Linked DNA regions of Homo sapiens: all the other regions are linked to region 1. A link is an interaction called in ENCODE POLR2A ChIA-PET data of the cell type or tissue named here. Cell type or tissue: K562. All regions are shown on one strand. Each heading gives the region's core, and the rest is flanking DNA. Links, peaks and the distances in the headings are about the cores only. Region 1 has its middle 20 kb from the start of YES1. Region 2 overlaps TYMS (thymidylate synthetase). Region 3 overlaps ENOSF1 (enolase superfamily member 1). Region 4 overlaps ENOSF1 (enolase superfamily member 1).

What was found. Peaks named below come from ENCODE experiments on the same cell type or tissue, not always from the same donor. Only the 100,000 strongest peaks of a DNase experiment are listed, where the experiment ranks them.
Region 2: POLR2A ChIA-PET joins it to region 1 with 5 read pairs; 5 of 35 experiments call an interaction of 5 or more read pairs at or near these places.
Region 3: POLR2A ChIA-PET joins it to region 1 with 5 read pairs; 6 of 35 experiments call an interaction of 5 or more read pairs at or near these places.
Region 4: POLR2A ChIA-PET joins it to region 1 with 5 read pairs; 16 of 35 experiments call an interaction of 5 or more read pairs at or near these places.

Annotation. Positions count from the first base shown.
Region 1 is chr18:827,887-835,973 of GRCh38, forward strand. It overlaps the pseudogene BOLA2P1. Among named protein-coding and RNA genes, the nearest start is that of YES1, 20 kb to the left of the region's middle. RefSeq lists an enhancer at 2,438-3,004. In K562, for the core only: CTCF peaks have their summits at 3,229 (motif pointing left) and 4,481; DNase peaks (open chromatin) are centred at 2,725, 3,205 and 4,435; H3K4me3 peaks cover 1,688 bases.
Region 2 is chr18:670,435-678,521 of GRCh38, forward strand. It overlaps TYMS (thymidylate synthetase), which reads left to right. Exons shown (of 7, transcript NM_001071.4): 5 at 258-433; 6 at 946-1,017; 7 at 2,426-3,144. The coding sequence ends at 2,563. ENOSF1 (enolase superfamily member 1) reads right to left here. Exons shown (of 16, transcript NM_017512.7): 13 at 7,309-7,438; 14 at 6,911-7,010; 15 at 4,887-4,968; 16 at 1-3,972. The coding sequence ends at 3,871. Among named protein-coding and RNA genes, the nearest start is that of TYMSOS, 16 kb to the left of the region's middle. In K562, for the core only: no CTCF peak of the experiment used is centred there; no DNase peak of the experiment used is centred there.
Region 3 is chr18:693,239-701,325 of GRCh38, forward strand. ENOSF1 (enolase superfamily member 1) reads right to left here. Exons shown (of 16, transcript NM_017512.7): 3 at 4,002-4,117; 4 at 1,010-1,096; 5 at 644-670. Among named protein-coding and RNA genes, the nearest start is that of ENOSF1, 15 kb to the right of the region's middle. RefSeq lists a silencer at 4,374-4,506. In K562, for the core only: a CTCF peak has its summit at 4,700; no DNase peak of the experiment used is centred there.
Region 4 is chr18:702,147-710,233 of GRCh38, forward strand. ENOSF1 (enolase superfamily member 1) reads right to left here. Exons shown (of 16, transcript NM_017512.7): 2 at 4,324-4,432. Among named protein-coding and RNA genes, the nearest start is that of ENOSF1, 6.4 kb to the right of the region's middle. In K562, for the core only: no CTCF peak of the experiment used is centred there; no DNase peak of the experiment used is centred there.

The DNA.
Region 1 (8,087 bases), core at 1,461-6,460:
ATAAATACGGCATACCACTACTACTTCTTTGATTTTATCAGATAAATAGTCTTTCCAAATATTGAGTTGTGATACTCCTGCATTGCAGAAACCATTCACTTACATTTCTGTTTTCTCTTTTTTTTGAGGCAGGGTCTCTGTCATCCAGGCTGGAGTGCAGTGGTGTGATCTCGACTCACTGCAGCCTCGACCTCCCAGGCTCAAGCAATCTTCTCACCTCAGCCTCCTGAACAGCTGGAACTACAGGCGCGTGCCACCATGCCTGGCTAATTTTTATATATATATATATACGTATATATATATATATATATATGTATATATATACATATATATATGGATATATATGTGTGTGTGTGTATATATATATATATATATTTTTTTTTTTTTTTTTTTTTTTGTAGAGGAGTGGTTTCTCCATGTTGCCCAGGCTGGTCTTAGACTCCTGGGCTCAAGTGATCTTCAGGCCTTGGCCTCCCAAAGTGTTGGGATTACAGGCATGAGCCACCACGCCCAGCCTCATTTACATTCCTGTCTTCAATTCCTAGTATAGTGCCTGGTATGTAGTAAGCATGTGATAAAAATTTTAAGAATATTTAGGGCCGGGCGCGGTGGCTCACGCCTGTAGTCCCAGCACTTTGGGAGGCCGAGGCGGGTGGATCATGAGGTCAGGAGATCGAGACCATCCTGGCTAACACGGTGAAACCCCGTCTCTACTAAAAATACAAAAAATTAGCCGGGCGCGATGGCGGGCGCCTGTAGTCCCAGCTACTGGGGAGGCTGAGGCAGGAGAATGGCGTGAACCCGGGAGGCGGAGCTTGCAGTGAGCCGAGATTGCGCCACTGCAGTCCGCAGTCCGGCCTGGGCGACAGAGCGAGACTCCGTCTCAAAAAAAAAAAAAAAAAAAAAAAAAGAATATTTAGTATTGTTGTCTCTGAGAAAAACATAAGTTATGTATCTAAATTCTGTAGCCCTATAAGAAAATCTGTGTGTGTGTGTATATATATATTATATATATATATATATTTTTTTTTTTTTTGAGACGAAGTCTGGCTCTGTTGCCCAGGCTGGAATGCAATGGCGTGATCTAGGCTCACCGCAACCTCCACCTCCCGGCTTCAAGCGATTCTCCTGTCTCAGACTCCCGAGTAGCTGGTATTACAGGCATGCACCACCACGCCTGACTAATTTGGTGTTTTTAGTAGAGATGGGGTTTCTCCATGTTGATCAGGCTGATCTCGAACTCCTGATCCCAGGTGATCCACCCGCCTCAGCCTCCCAAAGTGCTGGGATTACAGACATCAGCCACCACGCCTGGCCGAAAATCTGTATATTTTTAATATACAAAGTTTAAGAACAACTAAGTTTTATTTATGCAAAAATGTTTATTTGATTTGAAATGAAACTTTGGAGAAGTTATAATAGCAGAAGTCAAATGTCTTCTTTTCCTTTGTGTTTCTTAATTATGTTGCCTTTTTAACCTTTCATTCTAAAATAGTTTCTATGAACAACTAAACAAGACATGATGGTTGACTCAATCAATAAAATATACAGTATGTTTGCATCATGACATATTTAGATTTCAGTGGCACAAATATAATATTACGTTATGCCAAATAATACTTTATATTTTTCAAATTATTTTATTATCACATTTGATCCGTATAACAATCTTAAAAGATGAATAGGTAGATGTCACTACCCCCATTTTACAGGCGAGGAAACTGAGGAATGAGAAATGCAAACCAGTATGCCAGTCACCAAGTGTCAGATTAATTACTGAGCTAGAGGCCAAACGAGGTGGCTCAAGCCTGTACTTGCAGCACTTTGGGAGGCCGAGGCAGGCGGACTGCTTGAGCTCAAGAGTTTGAGACCAGCTTGGGCAAGAAAAAGAATTAGCAGGGTGTGGTGGTACATGACTGTAGTCCCAGCTGCTTGGGAGGCTGAGGTGAGAGGCTCGCGTGAGCCCGAGAGGTTGAAGCTGCAGTGAGCTGTGATTCTACCACTGCACTCCAGCCTGGGTGACAGAGCAAGACCCTGTCTCAAGGTGATGAAATGATTAGAATTATCCCAAATCTACTATCCCGAATGGTATAGTTATTTTGTATCATTGTATAATTTTCTCCTGCTACTCATTCCTTCAGGTTCTAAGGGAGAGTAAGTTCTAGTTGGTTTCCAAAAGCCCCAACTTAAATGGCTTCCTGGCAATTTTGATCTTAAAGATTGTCTTTTTTTAAGCTGGCCAGAGCAGCTGGCATAAAGAGAGAAAAAAAAGATTATGTCTTTTCTTCTTCTCTCTCTCTCTCTCTCCTCTAGTACCTAGAACACATGCAGAAGGTGCTTAGTATACTCGTGAGCAATGAATACATAAATAAAATGAGTTTAGAAGAGACCTGGGAAAGTCTGGGTAGTGGAATGGGAATACTCTTCTTTGTTAGAAGATAATAGATACCTCAGCACTGGGACATCAGCAGTGATAATCCTGCGTCACAGTTGGTGAGAAGCAGCGGGAAATCAGGGGGAAAGGAGGTAGAGGCAGGCACAGTGGCAGCCCAAGGAAATGAAGGCAAACTGTGGTCATGAGACCAAAGACAAGGGGAGCTGGGGAAGGGAATGATGTCATCAGAACAACAATAGAGGAAGATGGTTTTGGCAGCAGCTTTTGAATAGACTTTGAAGAAAAAAATCAGAGAGAGGGGAAAAAGGAAACGGGAAACGGAAGTCTGTTGAGAACTCAGCATGACATTTGGAGTGGGTGGAGAGCTTCCTGTATAGCTTGATGTTTGGAACATCTGGTCACCTCTTACAATAACAAAACCTTAGAAATTTCAAGCTTTCTCAAGTGGCCAGCTTAGAATGAGTGTGAATTCCATGGCCAAACCGTCATTGCCAGAAGACAGGAATATCTAAAGAAAGAAAAATTCAGACAGAAACTGACTCTTAACACTGAGAACACCCCCACTAGTTTTTTGATGTAAGTAGTCCTATTTGTCAATGTATCTATGCTTTATTTTTGGAATACAGTATTGGCTTGGTATTAAATTTAAAGTGTTAAGTCTACTTTAATTCAATTATCTCAAAGGGCTAAGGTTAATCAACAGATTTACAAAGAAAGCAATTGTTTTCAAAGCTTATGATTTTCACTACCCATTTTTCTGGTGTATTAATTTTTGCTAGAGTCCATACCTTGTTTCATTTGCAATATTGGCTGAAATTTTCCACAACTCAATTGTGCCCTCTAGTGTTTATTAGCATTTAGTGACGGCCACTTTGGATGTTTGTTTGTTTGTTTGTTTGAGACACAGTCTCGCTCTGTTGCCCAGGCTGGAGTGCAGTAGCATGATCTCGGCTCACTGCAACCCCCATCTCTCAGGTTCAAGCGATTCTCCTGCCTCAGCCTCCCAAGTAGGTGGGATTACAGGTGCCCGCCACCATGCCCAGCTAATTTTTGTATTTTTAGTAGAGATGGGGTTTCACTGTGTTGGTCAGGCTGGTCTCGAACTCCTGACCTCGTGATCTGCCTGCCTCAGCCTCTCAAAGTGCTGGGATTACAGGCATAAGCCACTGCGCCCAGCCCAATCCCAGGTCTTCAGACAAGGTAAACTCATTGTCAACCAGAAAATGTTTAAATTCACCTATAGCCTGGAAGCCCCAGCTTTGAGCTGTCCCACCTTTCTGGACCAATCCCATGTATTTATTAAATGTATTTGATTGATGTCTCATGCCCCTCTAAAATGTATAAAACCAAGCTGCACCCCGACCACCTTGGGCACATGTTCTCAGGACCTCCTGAGGGCTGTCTCATGGGCCATGGTCACTCATATTTGGCTCAGAATAAAACTCTTCACATATTTTAGAAAGTTTGACTCTTTCTGTCGACAATAGGGAGGTGCTGTAGGATGTTAGGCACATTATTACCAGCTTCGCCATGTTTTTGAAAGTTTTTATTATAATTCTATTGCTAATAGTGTGGTTAACCTCCATATAATAATACAGTAGTCCCTCCTTGTCTGTGAAGAATACATTCTGAGATCCCCAGTGGATGCCTGAAATCGCTACAGTACCAAACTCTATAGATACTGCGGTTTTTTGTAGATATAGACACACACATATCCCTATGATAAAAGTTAATTTATAAATGAGGCACAGAAGAGATCAACAACAATAACTAGTGATAAATCGAACAATTTTAACAATATGCCAGCATCCCTACCCTTGTGCTTTGATGCCATCATTAAGTCAAAGAAAGCTTACGTGAGGGAAGTGGCTCCTGTAAGGGCGCAAAGCAGCGTGGCAGGGGTCCGAGCTGGGGTTCTGTCCCCGCTGGGCTGCCGCCCCAGCTGGACTACCGCCAGGGAACTCAGCGCCAATTACCTCCAGGAGAAGCTGCAGCGGGACCTGGAGGCGGAGCATGTGGAGGTGGAGGACACGACCTTCAACCTGTAGCTTCCGAGTCCTGGTGGTGTCAGCTGCTGCTTCAGAGACACCAGCTGGTGAATGCGTGCCTAGCAGAAGAGCTCCCACACATCCATGCCTTTGAACAGAAAACCCTGACCCCAGAGCAGTGGGCCCGTGAGCAGCAGAAATGAGGGACTGGAAGCTGCACAGCCATTAAATTATAAATCTGGACCCCCCCCAAAAAAACAACAAAAAAACTTACATGAGCACACACTCTTCAATACCGTGACAGTTGATCTGATAACTGGGCCAGCTACTAAGTGATTGATGGGCAGGTAGTGTAGACGGCATGGAGACACTGGACAAAGGGATGATTCACAACCAGCCCCAAGCAGGAGGAAACAGGACAGCGAGAGATTTCATCCTGGTTATCAGAACAGCGCGGGAAACTTATTAATTGTTTATTTCTGGAATTTTTCATTTTTTTTTTTTTTTTGAGACGGAGCCTTGCTCTGTTGCCCAGGCTGGAGTGCAATGGTGTGATCTTGGCTCACTGCAACCTCTGCCTCCCAGGTTCAAGTGATTCTCTTGCCTCAGCCTCCCGAGTAGCTGGTATTACAGGCACCTGCTACCACACCCAGGTAATTTTTGGTATTTTTTGGTAGAGACGGGGTTTCACCACGTTGGCCAGGCTGGTCTTGAACTCCTGATCTCAGGTGATCCACCCGCCTCAGCCTCCCAAAGTGCTGGAATTACAGGCATGAGCCACTGCGCCTGGCCAGAAGGCTGTATTTTGTATGACTATATTTATATGACATTCTGGAAAAGAGAAAACTGTAGCTATTAGGCACTGTTCTAAGTACTAGACAGACAATACGTGATGATGCTAGTCTTTGAAATAGAAAACACAGGAGAAAAAGCAGGATAGCAAAGGGGGAAATGATTACTTGAGTGCTGGGCATGTTGGGTTTGAGGTGTTTGAGGGAAAGCCAGTGGAAGTGTCAATGGGAGGCAGAACTCAGGAGCACTGCCAGGGCTGGAGATAGATTTGGGAATCAATAACATGTAGATAAGAGCTGAAGCTGTGGAACAAATGAGATTCCCGAGAGAGAGAGAATGCGGAGTGTCCACTTAGTCCAGCCCCAGCCCTGAGCTGAGCCAAAGGGATGAGCAGGAATTAGCTAGGAAAGAAGGCCGAAGAGGTCATTTCAGGCGGAGGAAATAGTGATAGCAAAGAAACCTGCAGGTCCCTGGGATCAACTGAAAAAGCACAGGATTTGTAAATTTAGAAAGGAGGGCTAGGCATGGTGGCTCACACCTTTAATCCCAGCACTTTGGGAGGCTGAGGTGGGAGGATGTCTTGAGCCCAGGATTTTGAGGTCAGCCTAAGCAAAATAGAAAGACCCCCATTTCTACAAAAAATAAAATAAAAATAGCTGGGTGGCGTGTGCCTGTAGTCCCAGCTACTCCGGAGGCTGAGGTGGGAGGATTGATTGCTTGAGCCCAAGATTTCAAGGCTGCAGTAAAGTATGATTGCACTGCACTCCAGCCTGGGTCATAGAGCAAGATCCTATCTCAAAAAAAAAAAAGAAAGAAAGAAAGAAAAAAAAATTTAGAAGGAGACTTGGTTGTTTTTTTTTTTTTAATAAAGGATTACAGCCTGCAAGGTGGCCGTTCTGACAGGTTGGGAAGTATAGCCTCTGGGAGAGGCTGAAAGGCAGGTTTTTCAAGGGAGACGGGAATTATGCTGAGGGGGTTGGCCAAACATACATATTCAACAGGTTACAGGAGGAGCTATGAATGTTCATGAAAGGGGTCCTGAAGCATGTAGCAAACGTGCATGTTACATGTGACCCATGTTCACTTTGGAGCGGAGACTTAACATTTAAATGTATTACAATTAGGGCCTATACATCAAAAGGTGAAGCAGGGACATGAAGCCTCTCAAGTGCACAGCTTCTGTAAACTGGCCAGAACCAGTCCACAGTTGGCGGCCTCTTATCAGGAGAAAGTAACAGAACTCAGTCTCTGGTCCAGTCAAAGCTGTAGTGATGGCTGGTGGAACGAGGAGTCGGTCTAAGTGTCTGATGGTGGCTGAGCTGCAACTGCTTCAACATTGCTCATCTCAAGGCCAGTGCTTGTTTAGCTGCTAGAGAAAAAGAAAACCCTGATGGCAGTGGGAACATAGTTTATTCTTTAATTCTAGGGAGTACATGACTTAATCCTTGCCTGGCATGCATGGCCTTAGGTCCTGTTTATAATGTCGTATCTTATTGCCACAAAAAGTCCATTGTGTCAGGATTATGAGCTCCATTTTAACATGAATGCTGGTCAGATTTTGTGCCAAATCTGCAAAAGGGAAGGGATATAATGAGGTGTGCCTGCCCTCCCATTCTGTCATGGCTGGGAACTCAGTTTTTTAGGTTTCTCACCGGCACGGTGGCTCCCGCCTGTAACCTCAGCACTTTGGGAGGCTGAGGTGGGTGGATCACCTGAGGTTGGGAGTTTGAGACCAGCCTGGCCAACAGGTGAAACCTCGTCTCTACTAAAAATACAAAATTAGCCGGGTGTGGTGGCACATGCGTGTAATCCCAGTTACTCGGGAGTCTGAGGCAGGAGAATTGCTTGAACCTGGGAGGTGGAGGTTGCAGTGAGCCGAGATCGCGCCATTGCACTCCAGCCTGAGCAACAAGAGCAAAACTTCACCACGAAAAAAAGAAAAAAAGGTTTCTCGGGGGTTCTCTTGGCCAAGAGCAGGTTCGTTTAGTCCGTCTCTATGAATCTGACTATTCCAGTACCTCAGTGGACTCATACAGAATTTATTGTCAGTGTCTGGCTTATTCAGATCAGTGGTTCCTTTTTTTTTTTTTTTCTGAGTCAAGGTCTGATTCTATTGCCCAGGCAGAAGTCCAGTGGTGCAATCTTGGCTCACTGCAACCTCTGCTTCCCGGCTCAAGTGATCCTTCCACCTCAGCTTTCTGAGTAGCTGAGACTACAGCCACGCGCCACCGCACTGGCTAAGTTTTGCAGAGATGGGGTTGCGTCATGTTACCCAGGCTGGCCCCGAACTCCTGAGCTCAAGCGATCTGCCTGCCTTGGCCTCCCAAAGTGCTGGGATTACAGGCATGAGCCACCATACCCGGCCTCCACAAGTGATTTTGCTGCTCAGTCAGGGTTAAGAACCATTGATCTGGGGTGGGGGGAGGGGGGAGGGATAGCATTGGGAGATATACCTAATGCTAGAGGACGAGTTAGTGGGTGCAGTGCACCAGCATGTCACATGTATACATATGTAACTAACCTGCATATTGTGCACATGTACCCTAAAACTTAAAGTATTTAAAAAAAAAAAAAAAAGAACCATTGATCTGAGGTCGGGCACAGTGGCTTACACCTGTAATTGTAGCACTTTGGGAGGCCGAGGTGGGCAGATCGCTTGAGCTCAGGAGTTTGAGATCAGCCTGGCCAATATGGTGAAACCTGTCTCTGCTAAAAATACAAAAATTAACCAGGCATCATGGCACACACCTGTAATCCCAGCTACTCGAGAGGCTGGGGCAGGAGAATCACTTGAAGCAGAGGTTGCAGTGAGCCAAGATTGTGGCACTGCACTCCAGCCTGGGTGATAGAGCAAGACTCTGTCTCAAAAAAAAAAAAAAATTCACTTTTGGAGCTTTGAAAACCTGCTAATG
Region 2 (8,087 bases), core at 2,124-7,123, 160 kb before region 1:
GATCCCTTCAGCTCTGATGGAAGAGCATTGCTTCAGCCGTAAATGGACACCTGCAGAAACCTTGCACCGATGGATAGTCTCCCTCAGCTCCGTGCCATCGCTGCAGAGGCTGTTATGGACATCACTGCAGCCCAGTGGCTCTCTCTCCTGGTCTCCACCATATGAGTTGGCTTCTGTTTCTCTCCTGTTTTACTTTGCCTTTAGCTGTGGTCTTTCAAACCACCATCCCTCCTTATCTTCCTCTGCTGGTTCCTCAGATCTTCCTCTGATGGCGCTGCCTCCATGCCATGCCCTCTGCCAGTTCTATGTGGTGAACAGTGAGCTGTCCTGCCAGCTGTACCAGAGATCGGGAGACATGGGCCTCGGTGTGCCTTTCAACATCGCCAGCTACGCCCTGCTCACGTACATGATTGCGCACATCACGGGCCTGAAGGTGGGCTGTCTCGGGAAGGGTGACTTGCCAGCCTACCACACTGAGCTCTTCAGTTCTTTAATATGGGAAAACAAATTGCAGAGTTTAGTCTCTGATTAGCTTTTAAATTTGATATGTGTAAGTAAGAAATGAACCAGCTTTTACTTTGAAACCTTCCTCTTCTGGAAGGTTTTCTGGCCCTGTGGTATACGCACTAACAGATCTATACAGGTTGTTTGTGATACAGCTTCTATGGATTTTCTCAAAAGCTATGCTGAGGTTGGGTATGGTGGCTCATGCCTGTAATCCCAGCACTTTGGGAGACTGAGACAGGAGCAATTGCTTGAGGTCTGGAGTTCAATACCAGCCTGGGCAACATAACAAGATGCTGTTGCTACAAAAAAATGGAAAAGCTACACTAAATTATTTTTTTAAAAAAAGCCTTGCGGTGTCTGCATATTCTAATGTTTTTAAATGATGTTTTAAAGAATTGAAACTAACATACTGTTCTGCTTTCTCCCCCGGGTTTATAGCCAGGTGACTTTATACACACTTTGGGAGATGCACATATTTACCTGAATCACATCGAGCCACTGAAAATTCAGGTAAGAATTAGATGTTATACTTTTGGGTTTGGTACCTTCTCTTGATAAAAGGTTGACTGTGGAACAGGCATCTGCTCAATGCTGTGTCCAAGATAAAGATGACTGCTCCAAATGTGGGGCTTCAGTTTAGGGAGAAGTGGTGGGCAGGTGGGCAGGACAAGGCAGGCATCTGCCTCAGCAACCATGGGCACTTAACATGTCAGGTGCTGTGAGGTACTAAGCACCAGTACCAGAGAGGGAAGAGCCACATTCAAGCCAGGGGATTGTCCAAAAGGGGGCATTTTAACTCATTTTAACTTGAAGGAGAATTGAAGTGCAAATGTTTTTCCTTTTCTTTTTTTTTTGAGATGGAGTCTTTCTCTGTCGGCCAGGCTGGAGTGTGCCGTGGTGCGATCTCAGCTCACTGCAACCTCCACCTCCCGGGTTCAAGCAATTCTTCTGCCTCAGCCTCCCAGGTAGCTGGGATTACAGGCACATGCCACCACACCCAGCTAATTTTTGTATTATTAGTAGAGATGGGGTTTCATCATGTTGGCCAGGCTAGTCTCAAACTCCTGACTTCAAGTGATCCACCTGCCTCAGCCTCCGAAAATTCTGGAATTACAGGCATAAGCCACCACCCTGGCCATAAATATTTTTTGTTAATTTTACATTAAGTACAATATTTAGGTCCAAACTTCAAAAGTCTGTTGAAATCCCTAAGTTATAGCAGCCAACAATTGATATGAAATGGCAATAAAAATGTAAGTTCATCTGCTTCATGAGCCTTAAGGAAAAAAACTCAGAACCAGACACTTTTTAGCCCCTTCCAGGTTAGATCCAGGTTTTAAAAGTTACTCCTTTGAGGGAGTTTGGCTGCTTTTGAGTGGAGGTGACTTCAGGCTTATTCTCTCTGGCTCTCTGCTCTGGTCGTTTTTAGACATAGTAATAGGTTGTGACCTGTCTTCACATCCTAATTGCCACTGTCTGTTCATCCCAGGAATCCTGGCTTTCATCCCTTTCTGTTCACTGTCCATGCATGTCATCTTTCCTTCTTTCTGCCAGGGACAGATGGGTTAGGGATTGTGGAATTCAAGTAAACGTAGAGCTACTATGAGTTACAGATTGACTGTGTTCCTGTCTTTAATAAATTTGCCAAGAGTGGTTATAAGAACTTACACCTGATGAGGCACCAGGCTCCTGATGCTGTGTAATGTCACAAAATACCCCTCACTCTCGATCTGTGCAAGAGAACAGCTGGTTGCGCTCCAATCATGTTACATAACCTACGGCAAGGTATCGACAGGATCATACTCCTGTAAAATAGAACTTTGTTGATCACATCCTGTGTACTTGTTTCACGGACATGAGGAGCAATTACAACAGGTCGTACAATTATGGCAAAATAATGGCCTTATTTTGTTTTTAGCTTCAGCGAGAACCCAGACCTTTCCCAAAGCTCAGGATTCTTCGAAAAGTTGAGAAAATTGATGACTTCAAAGCTGAAGACTTTCAGATTGAAGGGTACAATCCGCATCCAACTATTAAAATGGAAATGGCTGTTTAGGGTGCTTTCAAAGGAGCTCGAAGGATATTGTCAGTCTTTAGGGGTTGGGCTGGATGCCGAGGTAAAAGTTCTTTTTGCTCTAAAAGAAAAAGGAACTAGGTCAAAAATCTGTCCGTGACCTATCAGTTATTAATTTTTAAGGATGTTGCCACTGGCAAATGTAACTGTGCCAGTTCTTTCCATAATAAAAGGCTTTGAGTTAACTCACTGAGGGTATCTGACAATGCTGAGGTTATGAACAAAGTGAGGAGAATGAAATGTATGTGCTCTTAGCAAAAACATGTATGTGCATTTCAATCCCACGTACTTATAAAGAAGGTTGGTGAATTTCACAAGCTATTTTTGGAATATTTTTAGAATATTTTAAGAATTTCACAAGCTATTCCCTCAAATCTGAGGGAGCTGAGTAACACCATCGATCATGATGTAGAGTGTGGTTATGAACTTTAAAGTTATAGTTGTTTTATATGTTGCTATAATAAAGAAGTGTTCTGCATTCGTCCACGCTTTGTTCATTCTGTACTGCCACTTATCTGCTCAGTTCCTTCCTAAAATAGATTAAAGAACTCTCCTTAAGTAAACATGTGCTGTATTCTGGTTTGGATGCTACTTAAAAGAGTATATTTTAGAAATAATAGTGAATATATTTTGCCCTATTTTTCTCATTTTAACTGCATCTTATCCTCAAAATATAATGACCATTTAGGATAGAGTTTTTTTTTTTTTTTTTTAAACTTTTATAACCTTAAAGGGTTATTTTAAAATAATCTATGGACTACCATTTTGCCCTCATTAGCTTCAGCATGGTGTGACTTCTCTAATAATATGCTTAGATTAAGCAAGGAAAAGATGCAAAACCACTTCGGGGTTAATCAGTGAAATATTTTTCCCTTCGTTGCATACCAGATACCCCCGGTGTTGCACGACTATTTTTATTCTGCTAATTTATGACAAGTGTTAAACAGAACAAGGAATTATTCCAACAAGTTATGCAACATGTTGCTTATTTTCAAATTACAGTTTAATGTCTAGGTGCCAGCCCTTGATATAGCTATTTTTGTAAGAACATCCTCCTGGACTTTGGGTTAGTTAAATCTAAACTTATTTAAGGATTAAGTAGGATAACGTGCATTGATTTGCTAAAAGAATCAAGTAATAATTACTTAGCTGATTCCTGAGGGTGGTATGACTTCTAGCTGAACTCATCTTGATCGGTAGGATTTTTTAAATCCATTTTTGTAAAACTATTTCCAAGAAATTTTAAGCCCTTTCACTTCAGAAAGAAAAAAGTTGTTGGGGCTGAGCACTTAATTTTCTTGAGCAGGAAGGAGTTTCTTCCAAACTTCACCATCTGGATACTGGTGTTTCTTTACAGATTCCTCCTTCATTTCTGTTGAGTAGCCGGGATCCTATCAAAGACCAAAAAAATGAGTCCTGTTAACAACCACCTGGAACAAAAACAGATTTTATGCATTTATGCTGCTCCAAGAAATGCTTTTACGTCTAAGCCAGAGGCAATTAATTAATTTTTTTTTTTTTGACATGGAGTCACTGTCCGTTGCCCAGGCTGCAGTGCAGTGGCGCAATCTTGGCTCACTGCAACCTCCACCTCCCAGGTTCAAGTGATTCTCCTGCCTCAGCCTCCCATGTAGCTGGGATCACAGGCACCTGCCACCATGCCCGGCTAATTTTTTGTATTTTTTGTAGAGACAGGGTTTCACCATGTTGGCCAGGCTGGTCTCAAACACCTGACCTCAAATGATCCACCTGCCTCAGCCTCCCAAAGTGTTGGGATTACAGGCGTAAGCCACCATGCCCAGCCCTGAATTAATATTTTTAAAATAAGTTTGGAGACTGTTGGAAATAATAGGGCAGAGGAACATATTTTACTGGCTACTTGCCAGAGTTAGTTAACTCATCAAACTCTTTGATAATAGTTTGACCTCTGTTGGTGAAAATGAGCCATGATCTCTTGAACATGATCAGAATAAATGGCCCCAGCCACACAATTGTAGTCCAAACTTTTTAGGTCACTAACTTGCTAGATGGTGCCAGGTTTTTTTGCACAAGGAGTGCAAATGTTAAGATCTCCACTAGTGAGGAAAGGCTAGTATTACAGAAGCCTTGTCAGAGGCAATTGAACCTCCAAGCCCTGGCCCTCAGGCCTGAGGATTTTGATACAGACAAACTGAAGAACCGTTTGTTAGTGGATATTGCAAACAAACAGGAGTCAAAGCTTGGTGCTCCACAGTCTAGTTCACGAGACAGGCGTGGCAGTGGCTGGCAGCATCTCTTCTACAGGGGCCCTCAGGCCACAGCTTACCTTGGGAGGCATGTAGGAAGCCCGCTGGATCATCACGGGATACTTGAAATGCTCATGCAGGTGGTCAACATACTCACACACCCTAGGAGGAGGGAATCAGATCGGGGCAATGATGCCTGAAGTCAGATTATTCACGTGGTGCTAACTTAAAGCAGAAGGAGCGAGTACCACTCAATTGACAGTGTTGGCCAAGGCTTAGCTGTGTTACCATGCGTTTCTAGGCAAGTCCCTAAACCTCTGTGCCTCAGGTCCTTTTCTTCTAAAATATAGCAATGTGAGGTGGGGACTTTGATGACATGAACACACGAAGTCCCTCTAGAGGTTTTGTGGTGCCCTTTAAAAGGGATCAATTCAGACTCTGTAAATATCCAGAATTATTTGGGTTCCTCTGGTCAAAAGTCAGATGAATAGATTAAAATCACCACATTTTGTGATCTATTTTTCAAGAAGCGTTTGTATTTTTTCACATGGCTGCAGCAGCTGCCAGGGGCTTGGGGTTTTTTTGGCAGGTAGGGTTGGGAGGGCCATTTTGTCACTGCCTCAGCTGGGCATCTAGGAAGCATTAGCACTGTGAGGCTTTCTCGGTACACTTTGTACCTGGAAAACAATCCGAACAGGTCCATGGGACCACAACTGAGGGAGGTGGGACACACCCACCTCCATCCAAGAACCAAGACATCTAAGGAAGCAAACCCAGATGCAGAACAATAAAATACATTCCATACTCCCCACCCAAAAAATAAAATCACCAAATGAGGTTCCTTTCAGCTATACAAATGATTTAGATGAAGAGCAGAGGATTTAGAATCAGGTCAATCTGTGTTCAGGTTCTGCGTCAGCCACTTTGTAGTTCTGAGGCTTGGGGCAAGTGACCGAGCTCTGCTGCCTGACTTCCATCGCCTGTTATTGAACAGCTGTGACAGGCAGGCTGATATGGTTTGGATTTGTTTTGGATTTGTGTCCCTGCCCAAATCTCATGTTGAACTGTAATCCCCAGTGTTGGCAGCAGGGCCTGCTGGGAGGTGATTGGATCATGGGAAGTGGTCCTTCATGAATGGTTTGGCACCCGTTCCTTGGTGCTGTTCGAGATAGTTATCACAAGATCTGTTGTTTAAAAGTGTGTAGCACCTTCCCCCCTCACTCTCTCTTCCTCCTGCTCTTGGCCATAAGAAGTGCTTGTTCCCCCTTCACCTTCCATCATGATTGTAAGTTTCCAGAAGCTGAGCAGAAGCCGCTATGCTTCCCGTGCAGCCTGCAGAACTGTAAGCCAATTAAACCTCTTTTCTTTATAAATTACCCAGTCTCAGGTATTTCTTTATAGCAGTGCAAGAATAGACTAATACAGTATAAAATAGTTCGGCTATATTAAAAGACAGCACCTGTCTACTCACTACCCCCCTGAAGAGAAAAACGGTTACCATTATTACTGAAGCCTCCTATGTACCCTCAAGGGTCCCATTTATCACTCACAGTCCTGAATTTGGTGTTTCCCTTTCCCAGTGAATGCTTTTGTGCCTTTGCTATATACTTGCAGTGATCTTTCTGTGAGACATTTAATTCCAGGAGACAAGAAAAGTGGAATAAGCAAAACCCTACGTGTGCAGATGACTGGAAGGAGATTGTCCTAATTTAAAAGCCCACCTGGGGCGTTCTGAGAAATAAGATGAAATAAATGTGTGTCTAGACCATGGAAGACTCCAGTACTGGGAAGAGGAGATGGGACAGAAGTACAGAATACACGTGATGAAAACAGGAGCTGGTTAAGGGAGTAGTGTGGCTGCAAGCCTTACCTTCAATGTACTTAAAAAATAAAGTGAGTCAGCTACCAGACCCTATCTTAGGAGGCAAAATGACCGTTCATTGGTGGGTCTCTGTGAAAGCAAAACCAACTCCGCCTGAGAGTTATAGGACATGCCAGCGGACAAGGTCTTAGTGTGTTCTGGTCATGAAGGCAGAATTTACAAGCTCTGGCCTGGATTGAGGGACCCTACTGAAACAGAAAGTATTAATGCCACATTACTGACCTATTTTCAAGGCTTGCAGAAACTGATATGTAGTCAAATATAATCAGGTGCTGCACCAGTTCACAGAGGCCAACTCCACCAGCATGGGGGCAAACAGGAACTAAAAGGAAATCGTTTCTATTTAATACCAAGAGTAGGGCAGGGAGAGGAAGGGGTGAAAGGGAACTTTCTGGTTTTTCTTATTGCCCACAGGTGATTAAATCATTTATTAATATTTAGGAAGGAAATTCCAAGATGAAAATCATCAAAAATTCCCGGATTAAAGCTAAATGAGAGTTAGAAAAAAATCGAAATGGCAAACTACAGACTCCCATGCATGTGAATTGCAAACCATCAAGGGAGGTGTCTGATTAGTGGGGAAATGAAGGTCTGGTCTGCAGCCGCTGCAGCACGCTTACTTTCAAACTTTTTGGCCATCAGCAATACTGAGAGGTTCTCATTGACACTGCCCAGTCTGCAACTGTCAATCTGGAGGAACTGCAGGGCCTTCGCCTGTAGGAGTTGCTTAAATATCACTCTATTGTGGCACTGGAAATAGAATTGAAAATAACACCAACAGAAGAGTCAGCCTTGGCCTTCAGGATCTCTAAACCTGGCAACGCAGCCACTCTATGCCAATAATTATTCATCAGTGGCCGTCAGGAAGCCCAGACTGTATTTCTTCTTTGTTCTCGCTGGGCATGAGGCGAGCTTTTATAGCGTGGGCAGGGACCTTGTGCTCACTTCTTTACAAATCTGCTAATGCAACAGTGTGAGTCAGGTCAAAATCACACTGGCTCGCCATTTATGAGGGAATGACTGTCACAGCGACTGATAAGTGGGAGATGAAGCATCAGGATGAAATACGGTGACAGTGATGAGCAGGTGGCACAGATGACAACACGGAACCACGGCAGAGCAGTATTGCTCCTTTTGCCGGGAAAACTGAGAATCAGCTCCTCACGCTGCTCTGCTCGTGGGCTGACTGCAGCAGGTTTTGGCAGGCACTCGGGCTTCATTTATAAGCTCAAAAAGTGAACGCAGTCATGTTTATTCAATTTGAAAGCTGGCTTTCTTAAGACCATTTTCTGCCCTTGCAATAGCAACTTTAAATTGCTGCCTTTTCAATTTCAATTAGACACTTTGAAAAAGATACCCGACCTTAGTCATATAAATTGGAGAAATAGCCACAAACTTT
Region 3 (8,087 bases), core at 3,018-8,017, 130 kb before region 1:
AGCTCCTTCCCTGCTGGAATTGTACAGTAGAGGCTACAATGGCCTGATCTTATTCTTGGTGTCAAAGTGACTGGATAGTATCTTTTCTTTTTTCTTTTTTTGAGACAGGGTCTTGCTCTGTCACCTGAGTGCAGTGGTGCAATTATAGCTCACTGCAGCCTGAAACTCCTGGGCTCAAGCCATCCTCCAGCCTTCCAAAGTATTGGGATTACAGGCTTGAGCCACCATGCCTGGCCTGGATAATATCTTCATAATATTATAACATCTGGCTTTTCAGAGTTTATGAGGTGCTTTTCTCATTGATCTTTAATTTTGTGAGGTTCCTAGAGAAGTTAGGATGATCCTCTTGTCATAGTCAGGCAATGGAGGCTCAGAGAACTGGCACCGTGTGTTACACATGCACAGTGGGGGAGGCAGGACCCCCTCACTGCTTCCCCTCATGCCACCCTGCCTGCATGAGCACAGCCATCTGTTACGTCAGATATCAGAAAAGGAATGTCATATTTTATTGGCTTTTTGCTTTATCATCGCTATAGTGATCAACAGATAGTCCTGAATATATTTACTGATCATCAAAAGGCATGTCATCAATGATATCCATTTCATTTACAGAAACAATTGTAACATTAACAATGCTACTCACCATGTCCACAAGTAACTTCCAGACAGGCTTGAAGTAAAAAAGAAAGGATTTGTAAGACATATGTGTAAAGTCCCCATTTTTTCCTGACAGTAAACGCGTTGGCAGCTCTAATGCTGGCTGTCAGCCACCAGGTCCCCACACCCCCCTCTACTGCTGCCTGCGCCTTCCGCCATCCTGTCTCCTCTTTCTCCTCCTCCTGCAGTTCCCTACCTACTGCCAAAACCTCTCAGAGGAGAAAAAAACACCAAAGCAATTATCTGTATTTCCTTTTGGGGGCTGCAGTGTGTCTGTCTTTCCTCTGTGCGTAGGGAAAGTCAGTGTCGTACAGCTCCCAGGAGCCTCCTGAGCGTTTGTGAGAGGGGTTACCTTTCCCTCCTGCTTGGCCCACAAGTCCCACACCGCGTTTAGGACGGCCGCTGTCGCCAGGTGCACCACGCCCTTTTCTGGACCAATCTGGTTAGGAAGCAAAGTACAAAAGCACTTTTTAGAAATGAAAAAGAGGGCTGGGTGTGATGGCTCATGCCTGTAAACCCAGGACTTTGGGACCAAGACCAGCCTGGCCAACATGGTGAAACCCCGTCTCTACTGAAAACAGAGAAATGAGCCAGGTGTGGTGGTTTGTGCCTGTAGTCCCTACTCAGGAGGCTGAGGCAAGAGGATCTCTCGAACCCAGAAGGCGGAGGTTGCAGTGAGCCAAGATCGCACCACTACACTCCAGCCTGGGCAACAGAGCAAGACTCTGTCTCAAAAAAAAAAAAAAAGAGAGAGAGAGAAAGATATTTAGGTCTTCCGTCCAGGGACACATCTCAAGAATTAAAAGGTAGCAATAGAAACCCACCTAAAGGTTAAGTTTAAAAAAAACAGTTGCTAACCTATTGAAGAGTTTTAAGAATAGCAGGAAAAACACCTGTGTTTTCCTCTCTTCTTTCTCTCTCTCTATATATATGTTAAGTATATGTATGTATATACATATGAACACACACACATATGTACTTCTTTTTTCTGAACCATTTGAATAAAGTTGCAAATATCATGCTCTCTTAACCCTAAATACATCAGTGTATAGTTCCTGAAAACAAGGATATTTTCTTACATAACCGTAGTACAATAATCACACTCAGGGAATATAACATTGATAGAATATTGCTGTCTAAAGGCCAGTCCATAATCAAATGTCACCAGTTTTTTCCAATAATGTATTTTATTTTACCCTAATCCATATCCCATCTGGGATCACGTATTACATTTAGTCGCCATGCCTCTTTAGTCTCTTTTTACCTGGAATAATTTTTCTTCTTCTTTTTTAAATGTTATTAGCATTTTAAAAGAGTACAGGCCACTTGATTTGTACAGCATTCCTCAATCTGGGCTGATCTGGAGTTCCTTCATGACTAGATTCAGGTAATACATTTTTTGGCATCAATACTACATAAGTGATTATGTCATTTTGTTTTATTATTAGGATTGTTAACTTTTACCACTTGGGTAACTTAGTGTCCATTTGCTTTCTCCACTGTGAAGTTACCATTTCATTTTCCAAGTAAGGAGGTTATTATTGTCCCAAAATTTGGGCATCCCTTGATGACTCTTGCCTCAATTAATTGTAGCTATGACAGTTATGGTGATTTTCTGATGTTATCATTCCTTTTATATTTATTAGATTTTAATCAGCTGTAATGGGCTTGACCTTGTTGTTTATTACCTCCTTAAAAATTTTTTATTTTATTATTTTTATTTTTAAAAAGTACAGACGGGGGTCTCAACTATGCTGCCCAGGCTGGTCTTGAACTCCTGGCCTTAAGTGATTCTCCTGCTTCAGCCCCAAGGTGCTGGGATTATAGGCGTGAGCTACTGTGCCCAGCTGATTGTTCATTATCTGAATGGACTCATGGATTTTATTCAATGGGTTATAAGCCATTACTATCATATTTATTTGGATGTTCAAATTGTCCCAGATTCAGCCAATGGGAACTTCTTCAAGGTGACATCTTTCAAGGTAAGTTTAATATTCTCTGTATAAAGTAAAAGATGAAATCCCAGGCACTATTGAAAGTACATTCTCTTGTGCCCTTCTCAGTGCATGGATGGGAGACTAAGCCGGGTTAGGAAAAGACAAAATCCAGTATCACGGGACAAAGGCAAAGGTCAGGGTATTGAATTCACCTTATTGTGTTGGAATCCTTTCTCCAGAGCCTAACTTTTTCATGCCTTGAATTTATAGTTCAAATACCAAACACATAAAAGGTACCATGGTCTTCCATCTTTTTAAATTTGCTCTTCTCTTAATGTTTTCTCTTTAATGACCTTCTTTTACATCTCTCTCTTTTTTTTTTTTTTTTTTTTGTTTTGAGACAGAGTCTCACTCTGTTGCCCAGGCTGGAGTGCAGTGGTGCGATCTCGGCTCACTGCAAGCTCCGCCTCCCAGGTTCACGCCGTTCTCCTGCCTCAGCCTCCTGAGTAACTGGGACTATAGGCGCCCGCCACCATGCCCGGCTAATTTTTTGTATTTTTAGTAGAGACGGGGTTTCACCATGTTAGCCAGGATGGTCTCGACCTCCTGACCTCGTGATCTGCCTGCCTTGGCCTCCCAAAGTGCTGGGATTACAGGAGTGAGCCACCGCGCCCGGCCTGACCTTCTCTTACATCTCTAACACTACTCACATTATTTCTCCATAAAGAGATTGCCCATTTAGTACTTTATCCTCTAGAGCACTTTCCAATTCAGGGAGGAGGAGATGAGGTCCTTAGAGAAGAGATAGCTCTTAGGACCCAAATCTCAGGACCTCATCTCCTTAGTAGAACATTTTATTCAGCTAAATTCAGTCTTGAGTCATTTAGATCATCAGTCTTACAGAAATGAGTTGTTTACCTCAAAATACTGATGATCTAAATGACTCAAGCCTGAATTTAACTGAATAAAATGTTTTACTTTAAAATTATAAACACATCTCTAGGATGGGCATGGTGGCTCACACCTGTAATCCCAGCACTTTGGGAGGCTGAGGAAGGCGGATCACTTGAGGTCAGGAGTTCGAGACCAGCCTGGCCAACGTGGTCAAACCCCATCTCTACTAAAATTACAAACATTAGCCAGGTGTGCTAGTGCATGCCTGTAGTCCCAGCTACTCAGGAGGCTGAAGCAGGAGAACTGTTTGAACCCAGGAGGCGGAGGTTGCAGTGAGCCAAGATTGCATCACTGCACTCCAACGTGGGTGACAGAGTGAGACTCCATCTCAAAAAATAAATAAATAAACAAATAAATAAACCCATCTCTATTTTCACATTCGTTGCACTCAAAGGACATCTCAGACCTTGGTAATATTACTTATGTAAGCATTTTACAAAATAGGTCCCTTACCCATCTGAGCTGCCCATCACTTGTGAGCTGCCTATAGAAGCCTCTGAAGTCACCAACAATGTCCTTGAGGTCCTTGTTGAGCACATGGTGGGCGAGGGCATTCACAGCACAGACAACTATTTAAAAAGGATTGAACTCTTGTTTATGCTTCTATACTAGGTCAAGAAATTAGCACCTGAAAACATCACAAACAAACAAATGTGAAAGTTTTATGAAAAAATTAAATCTAGGCCAGGCGCGGTGGCTCATGCCTGTAATCTCAACACTTTGGGAGGCCACGGCAGGAGGACCACTTGAGATGAGGAGCTCCAGACCAGTCTGGCCAAAATGGCAAAACCCTGTCTCTACTGAAAATACAAAAATTAGCAGGGCACAGTGGTGCGCACCTGTAATCCCAGCTACTCAGGAGGCTGAGGCAGGAGAATCGCTTGAACCCAGGAGGCAGAGGTTGCAGTGAGCCGAGATTGCACCACTGCACTCCAGCCTGGGCAACAAGAGTGAGACTCTATCTCAAAGGTATATTCTTTTTAAAATTGCATCAAATATGTTTTCTTTTCTTTTCTTTTCTTTTTTAGGCAGGGTCTCACTCTGTCACCCAGGCTTGAGTGCAGTGGCACTATCACGGCTCACCGCAACCTTGACCTCCCCGGCTCAGGTAATCCTCCCACCTCAGCTTCTCGAGAAGCTAGGATTACAGGCATGTGCCGCCACACCTGGTTAATTTTGGTATTTTTTGTAGAGACGCAGTTTCGACATGCTGCCCAGGCTGGTGTCAAATTACTGCGCTCAAGTGATCCACCCGCCTTGGCCTCCCAAAGTTCTGGGATTACAGGCATAAGCCACTGTGCCCAGCCCCATATGTTTTCTGTGGTTGTCATAAGAAATATCACACAAGTAGAACACGTGTTAATCCATATACTGAGCTAAACTTCCTGAGTAGAGAACACATTGTGATTGGCTGTCACATGAAAAACAGAATCATAGATTGACAAGTTTAAATATAAATGTTCCCAAATTATTTTCCTATTCACTTTGTAAAGTGTTTGAACAATCAGATTCAAAACCAAACCACACTAGTTCATGTTCCTAAGGAATAAGAAGGCTGACTTCATAGAATTTTTAAAAGGAGAAATGCCTTTTCATTATTGACAAGTATAGAAAATGCCTTGAATTCATAACATAAACTATTAAACATTAAATAAAATGAATTTGCAATTAGCATACTATTTATATGTAAAATGTTAAAATATATGAAAACACTGTCTTAACATGAAATTTCTTACTATTGACTTTCTTATGATATACTACATTTTTCATAAGTAATTTGAAGGTTAAATTTAATTTGGGTCGGCATTACCATCAATTATTTATTTTTGGTACCTTTAATTATTATTTTTTAGAGACAGGGTTTCACTCTGTCACCCAGCCTGGAGTGCAGTGGCGGGATCTAGGCTCATTGCAATCTCTGCGTCCTGGGCTCAAGTGATCCTTCCACCTCCGCCTCCTGAGTAGCTGAGACCACAGGCTTGAGCTGCCATGCCCAGCTAATTTCTTGTATTTTTGGTAGAGACAGGGTTTCACCATGCTTCCCAGGCTGGTCTCGAGCTCCTGAGCTCAAGTGATACACCTGCCTCGGCCACCAAAATTGCTGGGATTACAGGCCTGAGACACTGCACCCAGCACCTCACTGTAATCTTGAATGCCTAGCCTCAAGCAATCTTTTTGTCTCAGCCTCCTGAGTAGCTAGGACCTACACGCAACACCACACCAGCTAATTTTTAAATTTTTTGTAGTGACAAGGTCTTGCTATGTTGCATGGGGCAGTGGGTGGGGAGGTTCTGGAACTCTGGGCTCAAGCAATCCTCCCACCTCGGCCTCCTGAAGTGTTGGGATTACAGGTGTGAGCCACCATGTCCTGTGGTATTTTACTTTGAAAGGATTTCTTGGACCTGGCGCTCACTCCTGTAATGCCAGCACTTTGGGAGGCTGAGGTGGGTGGATCACTTGAGCTCAGGAATTTGAGACCAGCCTGGGCAGTGTGGCAAGACATCATCTCTACAAAAAATACAAAAATTAGCCGGTTGCGGTGGTGCGCCTGTGGTCCCCGCCTCTCGGGAGGCTGAGGTAGGAGGATCACTTGAGGTAGGAGGATCACTTTAGCTTTGGAGGCAGAGGTTGCAGTGAGCTGAGATTGTGCCACTGCACTCCAGCCTAGGTGACAGAGCTGGGCCCTGTCTCAAATAATAATAATAATAATAATAATAATATAAAGGCTTTCTTGGGTTATTTAAGATGATGAATAAGTAAAGTAACCCTTTGATCCTTTGCCAATTCTAGGAAACATTTAGCCTACGTTGTGTAAATGGACACAATAATTGAATCAAGCCATCAACTTAGCTTCAAAGAAAGGAATGTATTCCAAAACGTTTTGATTAATTTGTTTGGTGCTGCCGTGGATTCAATAGTAAAAGTTTTTAGTCATTTAATAGGACAGTTGTAGGGGTACAGTTTTACTGTCAATAAGATCTTGAGAAGGACAGTTTGAAAGTGGTGCCCCAGGCTGGGCGCGGTGGCTCACGTCTGTAATCCTAGCACTTTGGGAGGCCAAGGCCGGTGGATTGCCTGAGGTCAAGAGTTTGAGACCAGCTTGGCCAACATGGTGAAACCCCATCTCTACTAAAAATACAAAAATTAGCTGGGCATGGTGGCAGGTGCCTGTAATCCCAGCTACTTGGGAAGCGGAGGGAGGAGAATCACTTGAACCCAGGAGGTGGAGGTTGCAGTGAGCCAAGACCATGCCATTGCACTCCAGCCTGGGCAACAAGAGCGAAACTCCATCTCAAGAAAAAGAAAGAAAGTGATGCCCCAAGCTTTTAGCACATGCCTGGCTAAGGGTGAAACAGCTCTCGGATGATTGCACACTTTAGGTCAGATGTAGCATTTAGGGCTGAACCAGCCATTCCAGGTTCTCTAGGGCTTTTGTTAATGGGATACACAATCATTCTGGTTCAGACATTCATTCCCTAGAATTGTGAGAAGACAGAGTCCTCCTCACTTCTTGAAGGTTGATGCTCTTGAATTAAAGAAAATCTGAAGTAAGTCAGTGACTCACAGTGAGGTACGTTATTATCGACACCAAACCACCGTCTCAAGGATTTGATTGTTGCTATAAATCATTGACTGAAGCATACCTCTGGTTCATGTCACAATACCAAATGCACTTAACAAAAGCTAAGGATGATCTCATTTTTATGACTCTCAGAGTGCACAAGCAGCACTTATGTATTCATCTACAGTGTATGGATTTTTCTTGCTCAACAGGAGACTAGAATTTGTCGCATTCAATAGAAATTTGGGTTGTGAGGCCAGGCACGGTGGCTCATGCCTGTAATCCCAGCACTTTGGGAGGCTGAGGCGGGCGGATCACCTGAGGTCAGGAGTATGAGATCAACCTGATCAACATGGTGAAACCCTGTCTCTACTAAAAATACAAAAATTAGCTGGGTGTGGTGGCACATGCCTGTAATCCCAGCTACTTGTGGGGGCTGAGGTATGAGAATCGCTTGAACCTGGGAGGCAGAGGTTGCAGTGAGCCAGCCAAGATCACGCCATCGCACTCCAGTCTGGGCGACAAGAGCGAAACTCTGCCTCAAAAAAAAAAAAAAAAAAAAAAAACAAGAGAAATTTTGGCTGTGGCAGGAAATTGACTTGGAAAAGAAAAAAAAGGCCCTTGAAAGCAGCTTCTTGGCAACTAAACCCGGGGGGTTTTCTCTTGTGATTCTATCTGCTCAGGGACTTCAATTCTCTGGAGCCTCTAGCACTGGAAGGACATTGAGTAAAGTCTGTGGGTGACTTGTGGGTGTCTGAAGTAAGAGTGGTGTCATAAACTCTTAAGGCTGGATTTTTAAAAATTTTGTCTATTTAAAAATTCTTTCTTTGTACATCTTTTTCTATTTTTTAAAAAACTAACTTAGTCTACATTGTACATATTATTATACATGTGTCCAAACCTAAGAGTGACCCCTATTGTAAACTACAGACTTTGGGTGATCATGATGTGCCAATGCAGGTTCATCAGTTGTACCA
Region 4 (8,087 bases), core at 300-5,299, 130 kb before region 1:
CCAGCTACCTGGGAGGCTGAGGCAGGAGAATCGCTTGAACCTGGGAGGTTGTTGTTGCAGTGAGCAGAGATTGTGCTACTGCACTCCAGCCTGGGCAACAAGAGCGAAACTACATCTCAAAAAAAAAAAAAAAAAAAAAACCCAGGTCAGGTGTGGTGGCTTACATCTGCAATCCTACCACTTTGGGAGGCCAAAGTGGGTGGATCACCTGAGGTCAGGAGTTTGAGACCAGCCTGGCCAACATATAGTGAAACCCTGTCTCTCCTAAAAATACAAAAATTAGCTGGGCATGGTGGCACACATCTGTAGTCCCAGCTACTTGGGAAACTGAGGCAGGAGAATCGTTTGAACCTTGGAGGTGGAGGCTGCAGTGAGCCAAGAATGTGCCACTCCACTCCAGCCTGGGCAACAGAGCGAGACTCTGTCTCTCAAAAAAAAGAAACATTAGCTAGGCATGGTGGCTTGTGCCTGTGGGCCCAGCTACTCGGGAAGGTGAGGTGGGACAATCATTTGAGTCTGGAAGGTCAAGGCTGTATGAGCCGTGATTGCACCACTGCACTCCAGCCTGGGTGACAGAGCAAGACCTTATCTCAAATAAATTAATAAATAATAAAAACTTTAAAAACATAAAAAAAGGATAAAAATGAATATTAATTAAGTAAATTTAATAAAGTCATGATTTAAAAAAATACCCAACCAAAAACTACATTGGTATATTCTATACATTTGAAAAACAACCCTCCCTCTCTGTCTCACACACAAGCACTCTCTTCACAGTAACCCTATTTTTTTAAATCATAAACAGATGATTAGGTAAGTAAGCAGAAGAACCAGGATGAGCTAATGGAATTTTTCATCTTTAGTGTGAGTGCTGTGTAACACATTTAGTGAGACTGCAGTGAGTCACCTGAAATATGTAGCAAGGTTAAAGTTAAAATGGGTTCTGTCATGTTGTGGTCTGAAAAAGGAGGAAGCCAAAACCCTTAGCACAAAAGAGTCATTAATTAAAGTCATGGAGAGATGGAAGTTGATTTATCCGTGCCTGAGACATCCACCAAGACAGCGGTGTGGGGCTGGGAATGGAGGAGGAGAGGGGAAGTGAAGGCCCTAAACACTGAGCTCAGCACCCATCCCAGAAGGGCTTCTTATCTATCTTAGTGCCCAGGGCCCCTCCACGTGTGCCCAAGTCAGCAAAGTTTAAAGTCTGGGCTGTTAACAGAGAGTGGGTCCAATGGCCTAACATTATCTTGTAAGCTCGCTGAGTTTTATGCAACCTTTGGGGGCTGTGCTGTAGGGTTTGCAGTATGGAGAAAGGCAGCGGCTTCATAAAGTACTCAACTTACAAACAAGGGACAATTAGAGTTGCAGAAGAAGCAGAAACAGCTCACAGCTCTGTCTTAGTAAGTGGTTACTACTCTGGGGAAAACTTTAACAGTAAATTGTTTACTTAATGGAGAAAAGCGGGACTGACTCACAGCATGGTCTTTCTCTGCCTGGCAAATTCCTGTTTGCTCTTCGAGACTCACCTCAAAGCATTACTTCTGCTCTGAAGCCTTCCCTGAGCCTTTTGGACAGAGTGAAGTTACCCCCTGAGATGGTTTAGACATTCTGCACAAATTTCATGTTGAAGTGTAATCCGCAGTGTTGGAGGTGGGGCCTGGTGGGAGGTGATTATTAGATCTTGGAGGTGGATTTCTCCTGAATGGTTTAGCACTATCCCATTGGTACTGTCTTTGAGATAGTGAGTGAGTTCTCGTGAGATCTGGTGACTTAAAAGTGTGTAGCACCTCCCCATTCCCTTTCTCTTGATCCTTTCGACATAGGACGTGCCTGCTCCCCCTTCACCTTCTACCATGATTGTAAGTGTCCTGAAGCCTCCCTAGAAGCTGAGTAGCTGGCATCATGCTTTCTGTAAAACCTGCAGAACCATGAGGCAATTAAACCTCTTTTTCTTTATAAATTATCCAGTCTCTCGTACTCCTTTATAGCAATGCAAAAATAGCCTGGCTCAGAGTGGTGGTTCATGCCTATAATCTTAGCACTTTGAGAGGCCAAGGTGGGCAGATCATTTGAAGTCAGGAGACCGGCCTGACCAAACATGGTGAAACCTCATCTTTACTAAAAATATAAAAACTAGCCGGGCGTGGTGGTGTGTGCCTGTAATCCCAGCTACTCGGGAGGCTGAGGCATAAGAATTGCTTGAACCCGGGAGGTGGAGGTTGTAGTGAGCGAGATTGCGCCACTGCACTCCAGGCTGGGCAACAGAGCAAGACTCTTGTTTCCAAAAAGAAAAGAAAAAAAAAAAAAAAAAGAACAGCCTAATATATCCTCTCTCTGTAAAACTTGTACATAGTTTTAAAAAACAGTAATTCTCAGACTGCACTATGATCATTTCTTTTATGTCTACTTCCCCAATAAGTTCGTGTGCTCCTTGTATGTGGGATTCTGTCTTCTGTATCTTTTTTCTTTTTTTTTTTGGGATGGAGTCTCGCTTTTTCACCCAGGCTGGAGTGCAGCGGCGCAATCTCGGCTCACTGCAAACTCCAACTCCCAGGTTCAAGCAATTCTCGTGCTTCAGCCTCCTGAGTAGCTGAGATTACAGCCATGCATCACCACGGCCAGGTAATTTTTGTATTTTTAGTAAAGACAGGGTTTCACCATGTTGACCAGGCTGGTCTTGAACTGCTTGACTCAAGCAATCTGCCCGCCTCAGCCTCCCAAAGTGCTGGGATTACAGGCCTGAATCACCACGCCTGGCCTATCTTTCTCTTTTTAAAATTACTTTGGTGCCTGATACATGGCAGCACTCAGAAGTCTGCAGAAGGACTGACTTGCTGGACAACTGACCGCCAGCCCTGTGAAGAGCAGTAACAGCAGCCACCTGGGCAGTGTCCATTGAAAGTTCAAGGAAGGTTCCCTTGCCATTCGCACATACACACACTCACAAACTCACACACTTCTTTTATATGCTTAACAATTTAAAATCTCTCAATGGGCCAAGATTTTTTTCTACAACTACTGAGAGCGCTGATGGTGCAAATATCCAAGGGAGAGGTATCACACTACCACCGAAGTTAGAGAAACTCTTTTCCCTCCTTCTAGACCCTTACCCTTCAATCTATCATAATTTGGCTTCAGGCTCTAATAATCCACTGAAATTGATCTGGCGAAGGCCACTGTTTTGGACTTCTTGAATTTTGTACCATGTGTAAGTATTATGTATTCAAAAAGAGTTGCATTTAAAAGTTCTGAAGAGAAAGTGCTCTGGGCAGTCAGGTGGTTCTGCCATGACTTGCTGGGTAGCTGTCTGTGCCTCAGTTTTCTTCTCTCTAAAAAATGAGACGGCTCAAGATCACCATTTGAGATCACATCCAGCTCTGAAAAAAGTTATGTTCTGTGTCTTCTGTTTAAGAAAATAGAAAATGCAAATAAAAAAAGAATGACGTATACATGGCTCAGTATGCATCTTAAAGAATCTGCTCTTCCCCAAGGGAGACCTCCGAGATTGGGCGGGGCCAAAGCCCTTTTCGCCATGAAAATAGTGAACTGGAAACCGATTTGGTGTGAAATATTTTGAAAAGGCCGGGTGTGATGGCTCACACCTGTAATCCCAGCACTTTGCGAGGCTGAGACAGGCGGATCATTTGAGGTCAGGAGTTCGAGACCAGCCTGGTCAACATGGTGAAACCCTGTCTCTACTAAAAATACAAAAATTGGCTGGGCATGGTGGTGGGAGCCTGTAATCCTAGCTTCTCGGGAGGCTGAGGCAGGAGAATTGCTTGAACCCAGGAGGCAGAGGTTGCAGTGAGCTGAGATTGTGCCACTGCACTCCAGCCTGGGCGACAGAGTGAGACTCTGTCTCAAAAATATATACATATATATATTGAAAAGCGAGTAGACGTGCTGTGCACATCACAATGAGCCTTTTTTGCTATGGGAACTCATGTCTCCTCCCTCTCATTGCCCTTGGTTACTCGCCCACTACAGGTTGTCAAAGCTCGACAGTGGCCCCGGGTGAAAGGCAGGTGAAAAGCATCCTTGTAGCTGTCATTTGACACAGAGAAACAGACTAACAGCCAAGGATTTTCTAACAGGCTAGAGATGATTGCAAGGAGAGAGGCCAAATTCTGTCACTTTTAAATTTCTCCCAGTGAAACAAGTAACAAACCATGAAACTTTTTACTCACTTTGAGCAGTGTAAATACAGATAAAAACAAGATCAGAACTCAATCTAAATCAAGATTCTAATGAATCTAAGAATCTAAATTAGAATCTCATCTGAAAATTAAGCATTCTGGAACCTCGAGAGAATCTTCAACTCACCAACTTCAGTGCCTTTTCCCAGAGTGAAGGTAATTCCACACCCCTTGATTCCATCTTCTGCATCAGTTTCTATGACGACATAGGCAGCCGAGTAGTCAGGGTCCGTGTGCTGCAGGAGAAGAGTTCCCCGCCGAAACAATGCCAGTGTGAGAAACCCGAAAAGAACCATGAGAATGATGTCACATGAGGACAGACAATGCCACAGGGGCCGTGCCACAAGAGCTCCCATAGAAGGAACTGTTGCTATACCCCAAAGAAAACAAAGGGCTCTGAATGGAGAAAAGGAATGTCCTCCTGAAAGATCCAAAATGTTTCAACAAGAGCAATGTATGTATATATATATATATTTTTTTTTTTTTTCTTTTTTGAGACAGAGTCTTGCTCTGTCACCTAGGCAGGAGTGCAATGGTGCGATCTCAGCTCACTGCAACTGCAGCCTCCCAAGTTCAAGCGATTCTCCTGCCTCAGCCTCCCGGGTAGCTGGGATTACAGGCACGTGCCACCACACTTGGCTGATTTTTGTATTTTTAATAGAGACGAAGTTTCACCATGTTGGCCAGGCTGGTCTTGAACTCCTGACCTCAGGTGATCCACCTGCCTTGGCCTCCCAAAGTGCTGGGATTACAAGTGTGAGCCACCGCACCTGGTCGCAATGTATACATTTTTATCACCCATTTTCAATTAGGTTAAAAAATGAGGCTCAATTTTATTTACTTATTTATTTTTTAAATAAAAAAATAGAGATGGAGTCTTGCATGTTACCCAGGCTGGTCTCAAACTCCAGAGCTCTAGTGATCCACCCGCTTGGGCCTCTTAAAGTGCTGGGATTACAGGCATGAGCCATCATGCCCGGAAGGGGCTCAATTTTAAGCCAAGGAGTTTTCACTCGCAGCTATCTCTGTCAGCTTTTTGAACAAAGTTACATTCACAAGCAGCTTCAAATTGAACAAGCCAAAGGTTCAGAAAACTGTTGCATAAAATTGGAGTGATCTCACTTATAGCAGTTTATAGCAGGGCTGAAAATACATTGGCAAAAGTTCAGACACCAGTGGGGGAAAATGAAGAAGTAAAGCTTCGAGATTAATTCACTAATTTTTTGTTTTGTTCTATGTCATGGAATAATGGAGACTCCAAAAAGCCAGGCAGAAGATGTGAATGCATTCATAAAGAAGAATTGTGCATAAGGCTATGAAAATTTATTACTGTTATTATTCTATAATATTTATTGTGCCAGACACACTATATTCTAAGAGCTCCACATGGTTTAATTTAATCTTATAACAATATTATAAAGTAGGTGCTCTTATCCTTATTAAAGAGGAAATGAAGTTTTAAGGAGCTTTAGTAATTTACAAAAGGTCACACCACAAGTAAATAATGTTTTATTATTATTATTATTATTATTTTTGAGACTGACTCTCACTCTGTTCTCCAGGCTGGAGTGCAGTGGCATGATCTTGGCTCACTGCAACCTCTGCCTCCTGGATTCAAGCGATTCTTCTGCCTCAGCCTCCCAAGTAGCTGGGATTACAGGCACCCACCACTATGACCAGCTTTTTTTTTTTTTTTTTAGTAAAGATGGGATTTTGCCATGTTGGCCAGGCTGGTCTTGAACTCCTGACCTCAGGTGATCCACTTGCCTCGGCCTCCCAAAGTGCTAGGATTACAGGTGTGAGCCACCACGCCCGGCCACAAGTAAATTATGAAGGCAGATTTTAAATCCCTGTATTGGGGTGTCGTGGCTGAGGGAGCTGTATGTGATGGCTGGGAGCCCTGAGTCTGGTATCACAGTCCAGTGGCAGGAAATCAGTGTGATGCATCGCTGAGCATCAAGTACGTGTCAGAGCTGGTGCAGCTTGCTAGGGGGTTACAGATACGTCTGCCCTTGAGGAGGTTACATTTGAGAAGACCTGCTTATAGAACGGGCATGCTGGCTCATACCTGTAATCCCAACACTTTGGGAGGCCAAGACAGGAGGATTGTTTGAGCCCAGGAGTTCGAGACTAGCCTGGGCAACAAAGCGAGACCCCATCTCTAAAATAAATAAATAAAAAGACATGGTTAAAAAAAAACCTTAATAATATAAGGCAGAAAATGCTAAGGCCTGGGAGGGATGCAAACTATGAACGACTGGCAGAGAGCGCTGTTAGCTGAATGTGCTTCTTGAAGAGGGAGAGCGCTTTATGATGAAGACAGAATGTGAGCTGGCCGGTCAAGGAAGGGGAGCTCCTCAGCAGTGGCAAGGGGAGTGAAGAGTCTGGGAGGGAGGAATATCTCAGGCAAGGTAGCAGCAGCAGCAGTGCAGAAAGTAAAGGGGTCAGAAGAGGGAGAGACTGGAGTGTATTCAAGTGTTGGTGCCCACCTGGGTTGGCTGAGCCATTGGGTTCCTGAAGGAGTTGAGCGATGAGGCTGAGAAGGAGACTCCAAGAATTAAAGACCCATCGGCAGTTTCTGGGTTCCAAGAAGAGGAAGCAATGGAAAAAGGAAACCTTGCACTGAAGCCTCAGATGAGGGTCAACAGGACGAGATGAGCCAAAAGTGACTCGAAGCTTTTGGGTCCCTGTGATTAGCGGAATGATCCAACATGGGTCAGGAGGGAGGGGCGGCAGAGAATGGAAGTTGACTTCCGATTTAGACAAACTGCGTTTAGCATGAAGGTGAAAAACCAAACAGGAAGTATCCAGACCTATAAGTTAAGGAGGCAGATCCGGAAATGAGATCTGGGAGTCTCCGGCATAAAGGGTGGCACCGAAGTCAGAATGCGGAGAGGGTCTTCATGGGAGTGTGTAGGGAGACCGGAAAGACACTGAGGCCTGAGCCTCAGAGAGGGAAGAAGGGGCCAGTGGAGGAAGAAGGAGCTGTCAGAAAGGCAGGAGGCCACGAGGGGAGAGAGCACACGAAGAAGAGGCAGCCGACAGCGGAAAACGTATCTGAGGGTAAGGACAGCTGAAGGAGAAATAACAAGGGCAATTCACAGAGAAGAAAGGAACAGAAGTAGATTTCAGATTAAGAAGGAGGTAAGCCCGGAGTAGTGGCTCATGCCTGTAATCCGGCACTTTGGGAGGCCGAGGCAGGTGGATCACCTGAGCTCAGGAGTTCGAGACCAGCCTGGACAACATGGTGAAACCCCGTCTCTACCAAAAATACAAAAATTAGCCAGGTGTGGTGGTGCACACCTGTAATCACAGCTACTCCAGAGGCTGAGGTACGAGAATCATTTGCATATGGGAGGCAGAGGTTGCAGTGAGATGAGATTGCACCACTGCACTCCAGGCTGGGCAACAAGCGAGACTCTGTCTAAAAAAAAAAAGCAGGAGTCTTTAGCAGATTTTGAGGACAGCTTTATTGCTCTTTCTTGAAAATATCCTACTTCTGATCAGGGAGGCTCACTTTGCTAAGTGCTGATGGTCCAGCATGCCTCGAGGGCATGTGAAGCCATCTCCATGGTGAACTGCAAAACAGCTCATTCTAATAAGAAGGCACTTGAGAGCTGGCACACAACATACACCCTATCTCCCCAAGATAAAATGCTTAAGTATTTATGAGCTTGCAATACAGGTGTTAGATAATGTCTCCTTACCCTGTGTTAGACATCACTCAGGCCCAGAGGCAAATTCCATTTCTTGAATTATTCTACAGTAAACCAGGCTGTCTTTTGAGACAGGGTCTCTCTCTCTCACCCAGGCTGGAGTGCAGTGACACAATTACAGCTCACTGCAGCCTCGACCTCCTGGACTCAAGAGATCCTCCCACCTCAGCCTCCT